Linked DNA regions of Homo sapiens: region 1 is linked to region 2. Evidence: chromatin contacts called from ENCODE Hi-C data. All regions are on one chromosome and are shown on one strand. Each heading gives the region's core, a stretch centred on a gene start or an enhancer-like site at or near the end of the contact. The rest is flanking DNA. Distances are from core to core; before and after follow the strand shown.

Region 1 (6,028 bases), core at 3,227-5,726, 470 kb before region 2:
TAAAAGGAGCCATAATAATTGTCCTCAAACTTATAGAATATAGCTCTGAAAATGATCCACAGGGACAAAGGTGTGAGACCTACAGAGACAGTGTGCAAACTTGCTAGTTAGAAACAGAGCTGAGCCCAGAAGCCCAGTCTCCTGGTCTCAGCCTTATTCGTAACACATCATCTTCAGCATGTGGCTTGAGTCAGAGCAAGGGGGAGAATACTCCCATGGTAACTATAACCTATTTAAGAATTAGAAGAGAATTTCCATTTCTATATGGTGATGGGATAAACTTTGATATAAAGGAAGAATGGGCTTTGAATCCAGACCAATTTAGATCAAATTACCAACTCCTCCATTTATCAACTACCTAACCTCCTAAATTTTATTTTTCTTACCTGTAGAATCAGTATGAAATAGACTCTGTTGGACAGTTGTGGGGATTAAAGGGGTAACATGTAAAAAGCCTACAAGTACTGTGCCTAGCACTCTCCTAGATATGCTGAACTTCATTCATAGGTGAGGCTAATACCTGGCTCAAAATCTTTTTTTTTTTTTTTCTATTTTATGTAGAGACAGGGTCTCACTACATTGCCCAGGCCGGTCTTAACTCCTGGGATCAAATGATCCTCCCACCTCACACTTTCTATACAGCCCCAACTTCTCTCATCAGGGGACAATACAGCATCCAATCATGCAGAGCACTAGGCTTTGAAACTGTACCACCCCAGTTTGAATTCTGGTCCCACCACTTACAAGCACGAATGATTTTGAGAAAGACCTCTGTGTGCCTTACTTTCCTCATCTGTAAAATATGGGATCACAATATATACCTCACTGGAGGTTGTCATAAGGATTAAAGAAGGTAATACACACAAGGTGCTTAGAAAAGTGTTGGCGATAGTCAGTGTAAATCATTGCATCCCTAAAGATATGATGATCAGGAAGCCTTTGAATTCTTCGGCCTTCTTGTTCACTCTGTCATATCCTGGGCCATGTTAGTTACTGCTTGAGATTATACCATGTCAAACGATTTCTAATTCAGGCATCCCACTCTCTGCCCGAAATCTTTTTTTTTTTTTTTTTTTTTTATTTTAAGAGACAGGCTTTTACTGTCACCCGGGCTGGAGTGCAGTGGTGCAATCTCGGCTCACTGCAGCCTTGACCTCCCAGGCTCAGGTGATCCTCCTGCCTCAGCTTTTCAAGTAGCTACTACAGGCACAAGCCACCACACCCAGGTAATTTTTAAACTTTTTGTAGAGATGACGTCTATGTTGCCCAGGCTGGTCTCAAACTCCTCAGCTCAAGTGATCCTCCCACCTGGGCCTCACAAAGTGTTTGGATTATAGTCATGCACCACCACACCTGGCCCTCACAGTGTGATCCACGGGCCAGAGAGGCTGGCGTGACAGGAACTTGTTAGAAATGCAGAATCTGAGGCCTCAGCCCAGACCTGCTGAATCAGAATCTGCGTTTTTACTAAAATCCCCAGGTGATTCACATTAGCATTACAGTTGGAGAAGCACTCATAGCTAGTTCCCTTATTCAGGTACTACCACTACCCTGTTTATTGCCCCCTGACACTGCCAGGTCATTCTCCATCAGCACTAACCTATCTTCATCCAACTGAACCTCCACTGAAATCATTCCTCCATGTGTTAATGTCCTTAGCCTTCGTGTTCCTTGTCCTTTTATTACTCCCACAGAGTAAAACTTCAATCTTGGCTGAACTTACCTAGCCGCCTATTCCATGCTTGCAGTGGTAGCTGCCAAGCACAGCTGGAGAACTGATCTTACCCAGCAACCTGATTCCGTTCCCTTCATCTGGGAAGATGACTTTCCCTCCTACTTCACAGAGAAAACAGAAATTATCAGAATGGTATCACTTACCATTCCACTCCAAACCTCCACACCTGCCTGCATCTGCAGCTGTACCCACCCCCTCCTCTTCCTCTCCTTCTGAAGTGCTGGAGATAAATGCCCGTCCCTTCGTGTGGGCTCTGGGTTACATCCCACCTGTCTTTGCAGGAACCTTAAGCAACTAAATATCCTTTCTCTTCCATCTCTAAATATCCAAACATAGAGATGTTTAGACCTAGAGCTATATGCCTGGATCCTACACACCTCTTGCAGGTCCCCTCTAACTGTCTCTACCCTTTGAGCCCAACTTCTCAAAAAAGGTACCCATACTCAGTGTCTTCATATTCCTGCCTCCAATTCACTCATCTAGTGTTCAAAATTGGCTTCTGTCCCCACAACTCCACTTAAATTTCTCCTGCTTGAGGTGCCAATCTTGATTGCTAAATCCAACCTCACGGCTGCTAAATCCATGCACTTCCTAACCAGATTTCTCCTTAGCACTGGGCATGGCCCTTCATGCTTGATGTTCTCGTTTCCATACATTTTCAACTGGCCTCTGTGGTTATTCCTAGTCACATGTCCAATCCCCATTCCCTGCTACCATTCATTCTCTCTCATGACTTCAGTCCATCCCAGATGACTCCCAACTTTATGCACAGCCCAGATCTCCCCTCCGATCATCAGATCTATTGATCTAACTTCACTTGTATGTACTCCAACCCTTAAATTCAGCATGTCAACAACTAAACCATGATCTTTCTTTCAAAATCTGCCCTTCCCACAATAGGTCTGGCTCAGGAACAAGGATGGTCATCCATATGGTTTCCAAAGCCAGAAATCCAAGCATTGTCCCCTTCTCTTCCTATCTTAGTCATTCTCCAAGTTCAATGCAGTCTACCTCCCTAAATACCTCTTACATCCATTCACTTCTCTCCATCTCTACTACTATGATACTATTCCAAGCCACCACCCTCTTGCTCCTGGACCACTTGCAATAGCCTTCTAACAGATCCACTCCTGCCCCCTCAAATCACCTGCTCATATAGGATCTGAACGTGATCTTTTAAGAACCCAAACATTATTATGTCCCTTCTCTGCTTAAGCTCTTCAGTGGCTCTGCACCACTACACTGGCCCCTGCCTCCACCTCCAGCCTCACTTCAACCCAGCCACACTGGCCTTCTGTTGCTCTCCCAAGAGGAGGGCTCCTGCCCCACCTCTGCTTTAGGAGCTATCCCTTCCCCCTCTTGCTTTACCTTCACCTGGCTCATGCCTACTCATTCTTCAGGTAAAGGACTTCCCTAAGAAAGTCCAGACTACACCAGGTCTCCCTATTATATACTCCCACCGTATTTGCACATTTTCTTATGAATACTTATCACAGTTTTAATTAACAGTGGGATTACATATTTAATATCTACCAGCCCCATTAGACTGCAAGGTGCCTGGGAGCAGGGACCACATCTGTCCTATTCAAAGCTCTATTTCTCAGTGCCCAGTACATTCCTGGCACAAAATAGGTGTTCAAATATCTGTTGAGTGAATGAATGCAACAGGTTTTACTGCTCCTTCTCACCCTATTTCCACCTCTGAAAATTCAGGATTTTAGAAGGCAAAAAGTTGCTACGGTCTGTGAATCTGATAATAATTCTGTCCTGCCTGTTTTATCCTGCTGCCTACCACATAATTGACACATCCTTCCTGTTTAATAGCCATATCCTATAAGGGAAGTACCTAAAAATCTGTTGTTTGCAGCTTACCCACTTAAAACAGATCTACTAGCTAATTCCCAACTCACCTGCCAAAAGGAAAAGAAATAGAACAATAAAAAGATAGCCTAGTAGAGGAAAGGCATAGAAGTGTCAAGTGCTGACACCCCTGCCTTTTGCCTACTGTGTTCAAAGAACTTCCTCATTCACAAATTCATTACAGAAAGACAGAGTTTCAGTTCCAGAATTCTGCAGCTCTTACGATCTGGGAATGTCATTTCTAACAATGGATGTAGGGTAAGCAAAATCCACTTTAATAAAGGATTTCAGGTATCTGATGTCTTTCTGGATCTTGATTTTGCCCTTGATTGTGCCAACAGGACTACAGGGTTAAATCCACAAAACTAAATAATCAATAAAGGATGGGTCAGGGTACTGATGAGGCAGACCTTATATGAGGTATACAAATCACCATATATTATTTTAGTGGCAATGAATAAAAAATCTCAAACATAAGGCAGCCCATCTTCTAAAGCCAGGGCATATAGAAAGGGCATGCTCAAGGGAGCAAAGCTATTTTTAAAAATAGAGAATATTTTCTTTCTCGAAGCTCAGGTAAATGAGATCAGCTAGTGTTTCACTCAGGGAACACAGAAACATCACTGATTTACTAAAATAACTCCATTCAGCACTTTGACAAATGTCTCAAAGTTTCAAGATAAACTGAAAGTTCAGGCAGAGCTTTTTAAGCCAAACCCAGTCTTCACAACAGGAGGAAGTGAAACGTTGACGGGTTTAGTCATAAACACTGCTGCTGCTACACCTTTTAATGTAGAAATTAGCAACCCAGGATCTCTGCACAGCTGTGCCTCCTCCGCCGTGCCTCAGTGGGAACCAACAAACAAAAAGTGACTCCTCTGTCTTTACTGCTACAGATCCCTTTCCAAGCTTTCCTTTCCCCTGCACTTTGCCAGAAACAGGCCGGGTGCCCCAGTTTGGCATTAACCACTTCCTAGTGTGAAGCAGGGAACACTGCACCTCTATTTTTTTTTTTTTTTTTAAGACGAAGTCTCACTCTGTCACCCAGGCTGGAGTGCAGTGGTAAGATCTCGGCTCGCTGCAACCTCTGCCTCCCGGGTTCAAGCGATTCTTGTGAATCAGCCTCCTCAGTAGCTGGGACTACAGGTGTGTGCCACCATGCCTGGCTAATTTTTGTATTTTTAGTAGAGATGGGTTTTACCATGTTGGCCAGGCTGGTCTCAAACTCCCGACCTCAGGTGATCCGCCCACCTCATCCTCCCAAAGTGCTGGGATTATAGGCATGAGCCACCGCGCCCAGCCTCTATTATGTTTAAAGCTCATCACCTCCCCTCCCAAGGCAGCAAACTCCAGGTGGGTCCTTCATCCACTGTCCCTACCCCGTTCAAACAAACATATACCCAAAGCAGCCCTGCTGCAAAACCCATAAGATCCCTTCTTGCCTCCATTGAGAATGCTGGCATGGTGACAAAGGACTGGCCAGCCAGCAAAGGGACCAGCCAACATGGGAAGCCCCAACTTCCCTCTCTCAGAAGCTGTCCACAGACAACTCCCTGAAGCCCTGGTTCAAACTCCCTTCTATGTGGCTCCTCAAGTGCAGGCAGGAGAGAAATGGAGGCCCCTTGTTGAGCCAGGCAGAAAGCAGAGCCTAAAACCAGAGTAATCTTAGAAGTGGAGGGGAGGCAGGGTTACACCAGAGGATGTGTCTTCCTGACTCTCTATCTCTTGCTAAAATGAATTTCAATTAGATTAGCACTCTTTGTTTACAAACACTGTCATTAAATATTTGAGTAATTCTTTCAACCAATAATTACTGACTGCCTACCTTGTGGTAGGCACCAAGGATAAAAAGACATAAAGCTCTGCCTTCAAGCAGCTTATATTTCATTCAAAGGAGATTATACAGGAATAAATAAGTAAAACATATGGCATATCTATGGTGATAAGTGCTATGGAGAAAAATGTAGTACAAAAAGAGAATAGAGCGTGCTTAATGCCTGGGGGTTATGGAGAGGAGTGGTGGGTTAGGTGGGTGGCATTTTTAAATAGCTTGGTGTGACGTAATTATGAAGTGAGGTTGAGAAAGATCTAAAGGCAGTAAGAGAAAGAACCATATGGCTATCTGGGATAAGCATGGTCCAGACAGAGGGAATAGCAAACGCAAAGGCCCTGAGGCAAGAATATGCCTGCAGCAATTGAAAAATAAAGAAGAGCCTTGGCTTGAAGGGAGTAAGCGCAGGGGAGGTCAGAGGGGTGATAAGGTGGGGGTGAGGTGAGCCAGGAGGTCTGTGAGGCTTTATTGGCTGTTGTCCACACTGTTCTGACTGATAATTGCCCTGAAGGCCAATCTCTGACTGCCATGTTGGGTGAGAGAAGGAGAGTGGAAGCAGGGAGCTCAGGCAGGGGCCAACGGCAATAGCTTGTGAGAGATGG
Region 2 (6,201 bases), core at 2,151-4,650:
ACTCTTAGGAGCCCACTCCCCTACTCTGCCTCCTTTGTCTAGTCACTTCTTCACAGTTTATTGCACTTTGTTAAAATTTTATATAAGCTCAGCATTCTTTTAGACTTTACATAGATAAGAGATAGTGTAGCCTGGTGTTTAAGAGTTTGGACTCTGGGATCAAATCTCAGTACCTCTACCACTTACCAAATGTATGACCTTGGGTGGATCACTTCACCTCTTGGGCCTTAAACTAAAATAGAGATAATAAATATATCTATATCTTAGGGTTGATATAGGAATTAAGTGAATCAAAGCACTTAAAACTGTTGCTGGCACTCTGTGTTAGCGATTACCTACATTTTTTTATTTGCTCATTTTGGACACTCATATAAATATAATTATACCATTTATAATTTTCTGAGACCTTTCAAAGTCAATATTATGTTTTTGAAACTCATCCATATTGATGCATGCATATGTAGTTTATTAATTTTTCTTTTTAGTTAACACATCATGCATGTATGTCATATCTCTCTAAGGTAATTGTAAACTTTGGAGAGCAAGAACCATGTTTTCTATCCTCTGTGCTTTCAAGGAGTTCGTGGTAGCATTTGTGATTTGTTCTTTGAGATGATTAGCTGTGTTTCTGAGATATCTAAATTGGAGAAGAGGAGACTGAGGGAAACTTCCTAAGGGTTATTGAGGTTTTATATGGAGTGTGGTGACTTCTCATTCTCTATCCCCATTGAGCCTTCAATTTGGGAAATATCCTAAGCGTCCCTGTGAGAGACTTAGGCGTATAATTATAACTGGGTATTTACTGTGTACCATGTACTGTGTCAGCTTCTTTACATAAATTATCCTACTTAATCCTCAAAACAAGCCAAATGAGAAAGTATATTATTTTCTAGGACTTCTGTAATGAAGTACCACAAACTGGGTGGCTTAAGCAACAGAAACTTACTGCATCACAGCTGTGGAGGCTAGAAGTCCAAGGTCAAGGTGTTGGCAGGATTGGTTCTTCTGAGGGATGTGAGGGAGAATCTCTTGCAGGCCTCTCCCCTAGCTCATGGTGGTTTACTGGCAGTCTTTGGTGTTCCTTGGCTTGTGGATCTCTGCCTTCATCTTCACATACTATCCTCCCTATGTCTATGTCTTTGTCTAAATCTCTCCTTTTTATGAGGAAGTTAGTCATATTGGATTAAGGACCCATCCTCCTCCAATATGATATAAGTTCATCCTAACTAATTATATCTTCAATGGCCCTGTTTCTAAGTAAGGTCACATTCTGAGGTACTGGGGGTTAGGACTTCAACATATGAATTCAACAGGGGAGACACAATTCCACCCACTTAAAATGAAACAGGCCTACAGAGGTTATGCTAACTTTTTGAAGTGGAATAGCTAGGGCCCTCAGGTTCACGTGGTAACCAGGTAGTTCTGAGGTGGGAGGTGAGGGAGGTAGTGCAGGTCCCCAAGAGCCACGGGGATGCTGCAGTGAACTGGACTGTGTGCAGTCACTCCCATAAGTTGTCCAGACATGAGGTAACAGAGTGAGCTCTGGAATTAGTCAAATCTGCCACTCACTAGCTGCCTGATCTTAGGAATGTTTTTCAAGCCCTCAGAGCCCCCATTGCTTCATCTGTAAAATGGGATAATAGCACCCACCTCATGAAGTTGTGGAGATTAAAGGACATAGGACAGTAGTTGAGAAATGTAGTGATTATCAAAATGGACACCCATCCTCTTATCCCAACCACACAAAAGAGAGCTTTAGTCCACATCCAAATTTCCTACACCTAGGCCCATTTTAATTAATTTAATTTATGTAACTAAGTGCAACCCTTGTCCAGAAACATCATTCAAGTGGGGATCATGGTAGGGGGTGGTAAAAGGGTCAGAAAGGGGAGATGCAAAGGAGAGCTAGAGAAAAGGATAACTCCAGTTCTCTGCCTGTCAGTGTGTCTCAAGGTGGGCATTATTGGTATTTGGAGCTGGACAGTTCTTCCTGTTGAGCTACTGTTCCATGCATTATGGTAAGGTTGATATCCCTGGGCCCCTGAGTGCTAAGACATTAAATACCAGTAATAACCCCCAGTCATTGTGCCACCCAAAACACCCCAGACATTTCCAAGCTCTCCTCTAAGGATGGTTCCAGCCCTGATTGACAACAATTGGTGATCCCAGCAGGACCCAAGCTGTACACTGTCTTTGGGAACTGCTGCAGCCACCAATGCAGGGATGAACTGACTGTTGCTGCTCAGTTAACCCTCAGTGTCTGATTCCTGAATTCCTCTGGGGTGATCCCTTCTCACTGCTGGATTTCTCCAACCCTGTTGTCCACAGTCTCTTCTGGGAGAAAATGGTGCAATTTCAAGGTTGCAGTTACAGGAGGAGGGGACAGTTTCTCTAGGGTAACACTGGGAGTATCTTCAAAACCATGCAGTAAATAAAGTGCCAAAAATAAACACCTTGGGTCAACAGCTCCTCACTGTCATCTCCATTTGCATTTTCTAAGCTTCTGGCCACCTAAGAGATCTTACAACACAGTGGAGTGCTCTGGGAAACCCCGAAATGAAGTCTCAGTATTACTCAGAGAGATGTGTGTTTGTTTGTGCAGCCAGACAGAATTTGGCACACGTTGGGTAGCTCGATATGGTGATGCCAGCCAATGGTGCTCGCGTAGAAGCTCAGTGTTCACTCATCCCTTTGGGAGGACTGCTTTTTGAGTTACATTTTCTTCTTTCTCCTTTAGTGATACAGTCTGAAGTATCAAACTGAGTAAATATTGTGAAATGCAAGATGTTTGACCAAAACCAGTTATCTATTCATTGACTATAGATTTAATCGAGCCACATAAAGCCTAGATATGGTTCAGTTTGGTTTAAATGCTGTAAAGTTTCCAATCCTTAAATGCAAGAGGTTTGAAAAAAAGAAAAGAAAAGAAAAGAAAAATGCAACTATTACTGAGCAAAATAAAAGCTCTGTCCTCTAAATGCCTGCTTTGGTTTAACATAGTGGCTTGCTTTACTTTCAGATAAATTGTAATTGAAGCAAAACCAAGATATGAGAAATATGAACTCCCTCTTTCAACAAAACCCATTGTGTTCAAATTCATAAGCAAGAAAGTTAAGCACCCACCTTCCTCTTTAAGGAAATATGAAAGTTGTTGCTTTGAAATAGAATTCATTGCATTCAGACTTTGAGTGATATCTGTATTCATATCCAACCGGATCTGCAGCCCTCTTCAAAAAATTCTTTCTCCTCAGTGGTGAGAATTACCCCACCTGGGATTCACTCTTCACAAGGCTCAAGAAGCCTATTCATATGAATGAAACTGCTTTCTTCAGGGCAGATGCGGAAGCTGCCCTCCAGAGGGCTTGGGCAACCCAAGGAAAGGAAATCACCTCGGTCGGCAGTGTGACTGCTGAGACTGCCGGGGCTGCTGCCTGCTGCTTCTCGCGCCTGTCCTCTCCAAGATGCAGTTTTTTGATGCTGAGGAGCTCCTGGTCGATGAAGAGGATGATGTTTTTGGTGAAGGTAAATGCATCTTTCTGGCAGGAGGCTCTCCGGTCTGCTTTGCTTTGTTTTGACACCACTGGACACTTTTGCCCAGCTTGGGCAAGGACTTGAGTATTTTGAAATGATAAAAACAAAGCATCCTGAGTGAGGTAGTGGCTGCAAATATCAACTTAGGCACTGAAGGAATACACAAGGCAAGGGGTGGAACAAGGGGTTGAGTCATTCCCGCAAATACATTTTTTAAAGTCATGACTAAAATAAAGGTTTAGTTTAGGCTGGAAAATAGTACTAAATTTTTTGCCTTGTCTCTCTTCTGTGCTATCTCTTGTCTAACACCTTAAGGAAAGCCTGTCACAGTGGTTTGAGCACAGCAGGGCTGCTAGGGAAGAAGTTAAATAAATGGACCAGGAGTGGTTTTTCATGGTACCATGTTGCTTTGATTTGCACTTCTCTCTTTCTGTCTCTCTCTCTCTCTGTCTCTCTCTCTCTGTCTATCTTTCTCTCGGTCCTTCTCTTTTTTTTTTTTTTTTTTTTTGTTGTTGTTTTTTGAGACAGAGTCTTGCTTTGTTGCTCAGGCTGGAGTGCAGTGGTGCAATCTCAGCTCACTGCAACCTCCGTCTCCCGGGTTCAAGTCATTCTCCTGCCTCAGCCTCCCAAGTAGCTGGGACTACAGGCGCCCACCACCATGCCCAGCTAATTTTTGTATTTTTAGTAGAGATGGGATTTTGCCATGTTGGCCAGGCTGGTCTTGAAATCCTGACTTCAGGTGATCCACCCTCCTTGGCCCCCCAAAGTGCTGGGATTACAGGCGTGAGCTACCATGCCCGGCCTGGGTCCTTCTCTCTTACTCTTCCTCACACATACTTGGCACTCCAACCCTCCATTCCCTTTTCCAATTTTCTTTTTTCCCAAGTCGGGATACTGGAGCCCTGGTAGCTTCCAATCCCCATTGGCACTGCTCAGTTTTCTGTTCTCATCTTGCAGCTTTTCCATGACTTGACCTATCCACTGGAATTTAACTGTAAAGGTTGCGATTTTAAAGGGATGATCTAGTCATTGGATGGATGTTTTGTTCAAATGCTGCCTATGAGATTGGGCTATAGGCAAAAGCTTTTTTAGAATTTGGAGCCACCTAAATAAAGGAAATTTGGACTCAAGAATCTCGTGAATTTGATTATTTTCCGCAAGAAACTACGTCTAGCAATTTTTTAAAAAACTCTATTCAGTAATTTTTTAAAAGGAACAGTAGTAAGGTTTTTGTGTATGTGTAATTACCCAAGCAATACAAGTTCGCTGAAGAAAAATTAGAGTGTCGCAAAGAACCCCTTGTAATCTAGTCATGTAGAATGTAATCATGGTTAATATTTTGATGTTGTCTTTCTGCTATGTTGTTCTAGCTACAGAAATATTTAAAATCATTAGTTGGGTTTTTATCACAACTTAAATCAATTTGAAGAATATCTATTGAGCTTCGCTGCTGTTTACCAAGTTATCATTCTGTTGTGTTACTTTGATGGCAGGCGTTTAGGCCACCAACACCTTGAAGTTTGATCTTAGGCCCCATTCTTCAGCTTTCACTTCTTAAAGATGTTTCCTCTTTAAGCAAACACCTTAAAGAGAAAATTTATACTTAGATACTAACTCTTTTGAGGACCTGAAAAATGCTCACAACTATGAAGATAAGCTTAGAACGGAAAAATTGGCAATCATTCACCCACACCTCCCTCCAGGAATGGCATTCCAAAACGCCCAGCCCACATTTCTTTGCCTATAGGAATTTTGCTCTTTTACATCTGGCTATGATACTTAAGAGCGCCCTCTATAGGCTGATGCACTGCACTCTGGATTATGCGTGGCCCCATCCTGAAGGGAAGCGTTAAGACCAAGCAGGGCTGGATGAACCTGTGTGTTCTCTCTCCTGAGCATTCATCATTTCCAAGGTGATTATTGTAACCTCACTAACCATGTTGTAGTGGAATGGCTGAGGTCCCCAGGTTCCAGGTAGCTAGGTAACCAGCTAGCTCTGAGGTGGGAAGTGAGGGAGGTAGTGCAGGTTGATAAGTTGGGAGTCAAACGAGATTCAGACTCAGATTCTGGTTCTGCTTCGTGGTACCCATACAAGCTAACTTTGGTCTCCTCAATGGTGAAGTGGGACAGTAATACCTATCGGTTGTACAGATTATCTTCATAGTAGATGCATAATGTTTGCGTTGCACTTCAATGTGGTATGCTTTATCTTTTCCAAACTGATTATCTCATTTAACTTAATCCCTAAAGATTAAAGAGAAAATCCTTGCAAGGCCAACATCCAGTGTATTTTTATTCAGTTTTCAGAGCCGTGGCTCATGTTTGGCAATTTATGTGAAAGCATGTCCAGCTGCTGCCTCATTTTAAGCAAGCTCTGTGTGGGGTAACAGTCAAAAGCTTCAGCTCTGGAATTGCACGGTCTAGGCTTTGCCAACCAATTCACTTATGACCTTAAGCAGGTTACCTAATCTCTCTGTGCCTCAGTTTACTCACTTATAAAATGGAGTCCAAACCTCATATGGCTGTGTGTGGCTTAAGTGTTATGATAGGGAAAGCTTTTAGAATAGTGGTCAGTACTTAATACATATGAATCCCTATTGTCTATTTACAAAAATGGGTTTATAGAATAGTGACCATTTTTTCACGTCTGGTTAACCTCAGATTCAAAAT

Evidence for each region. A loop is a pair of places that touch in the nucleus more often than their neighbours do. Pooled maps may share reads with other maps.
Region 1: a pooled map shows a loop between it and region 2 (5-fold over the local background). The contact joins the enhancer-like site here to the promoter of RIPOR2 in region 2. A Hi-C loop is called at or near these places in 6 of 37 single-sample maps with no recorded cell type and 3 of 50 pooled maps.

The regions. Positions count from the first base shown.
Region 1 is chr6:25,403,344-25,409,371 of GRCh38, reverse strand. All of the region lies in intron 2 of CARMIL1 (capping protein regulator and myosin 1 linker 1), which reads right to left. All of the region lies in intron 1 of LOC124901281 (a long non-coding RNA gene), which reads left to right. Among named protein-coding and RNA genes, the nearest start is that of CARMIL1, 130 kb to the right of the region's middle. RefSeq lists an enhancer at 4,415-4,624. Within about 2 kb of position 4,476, at least 10 of the 41 ENCODE cell types and tissues checked have a DNase peak (open chromatin) inside an H3K27ac peak, as active enhancers do.
Region 2 is chr6:24,933,159-24,939,359 of GRCh38, reverse strand. It overlaps RIPOR2 (RHO family interacting cell polarization regulator 2), which reads left to right and starts at 3,400. Exons shown (of 22, transcript NM_001286445.3): 1 at 3,400-3,522. The coding sequence starts at 3,462. It overlaps LOC105374981 (a long non-coding RNA gene), which reads right to left and starts at 5,385. Exons shown (of 3, transcript XR_007059514.1): 1 at 5,296-5,385; 2 at 4,990-5,114. RefSeq lists an enhancer at 2,518-2,687.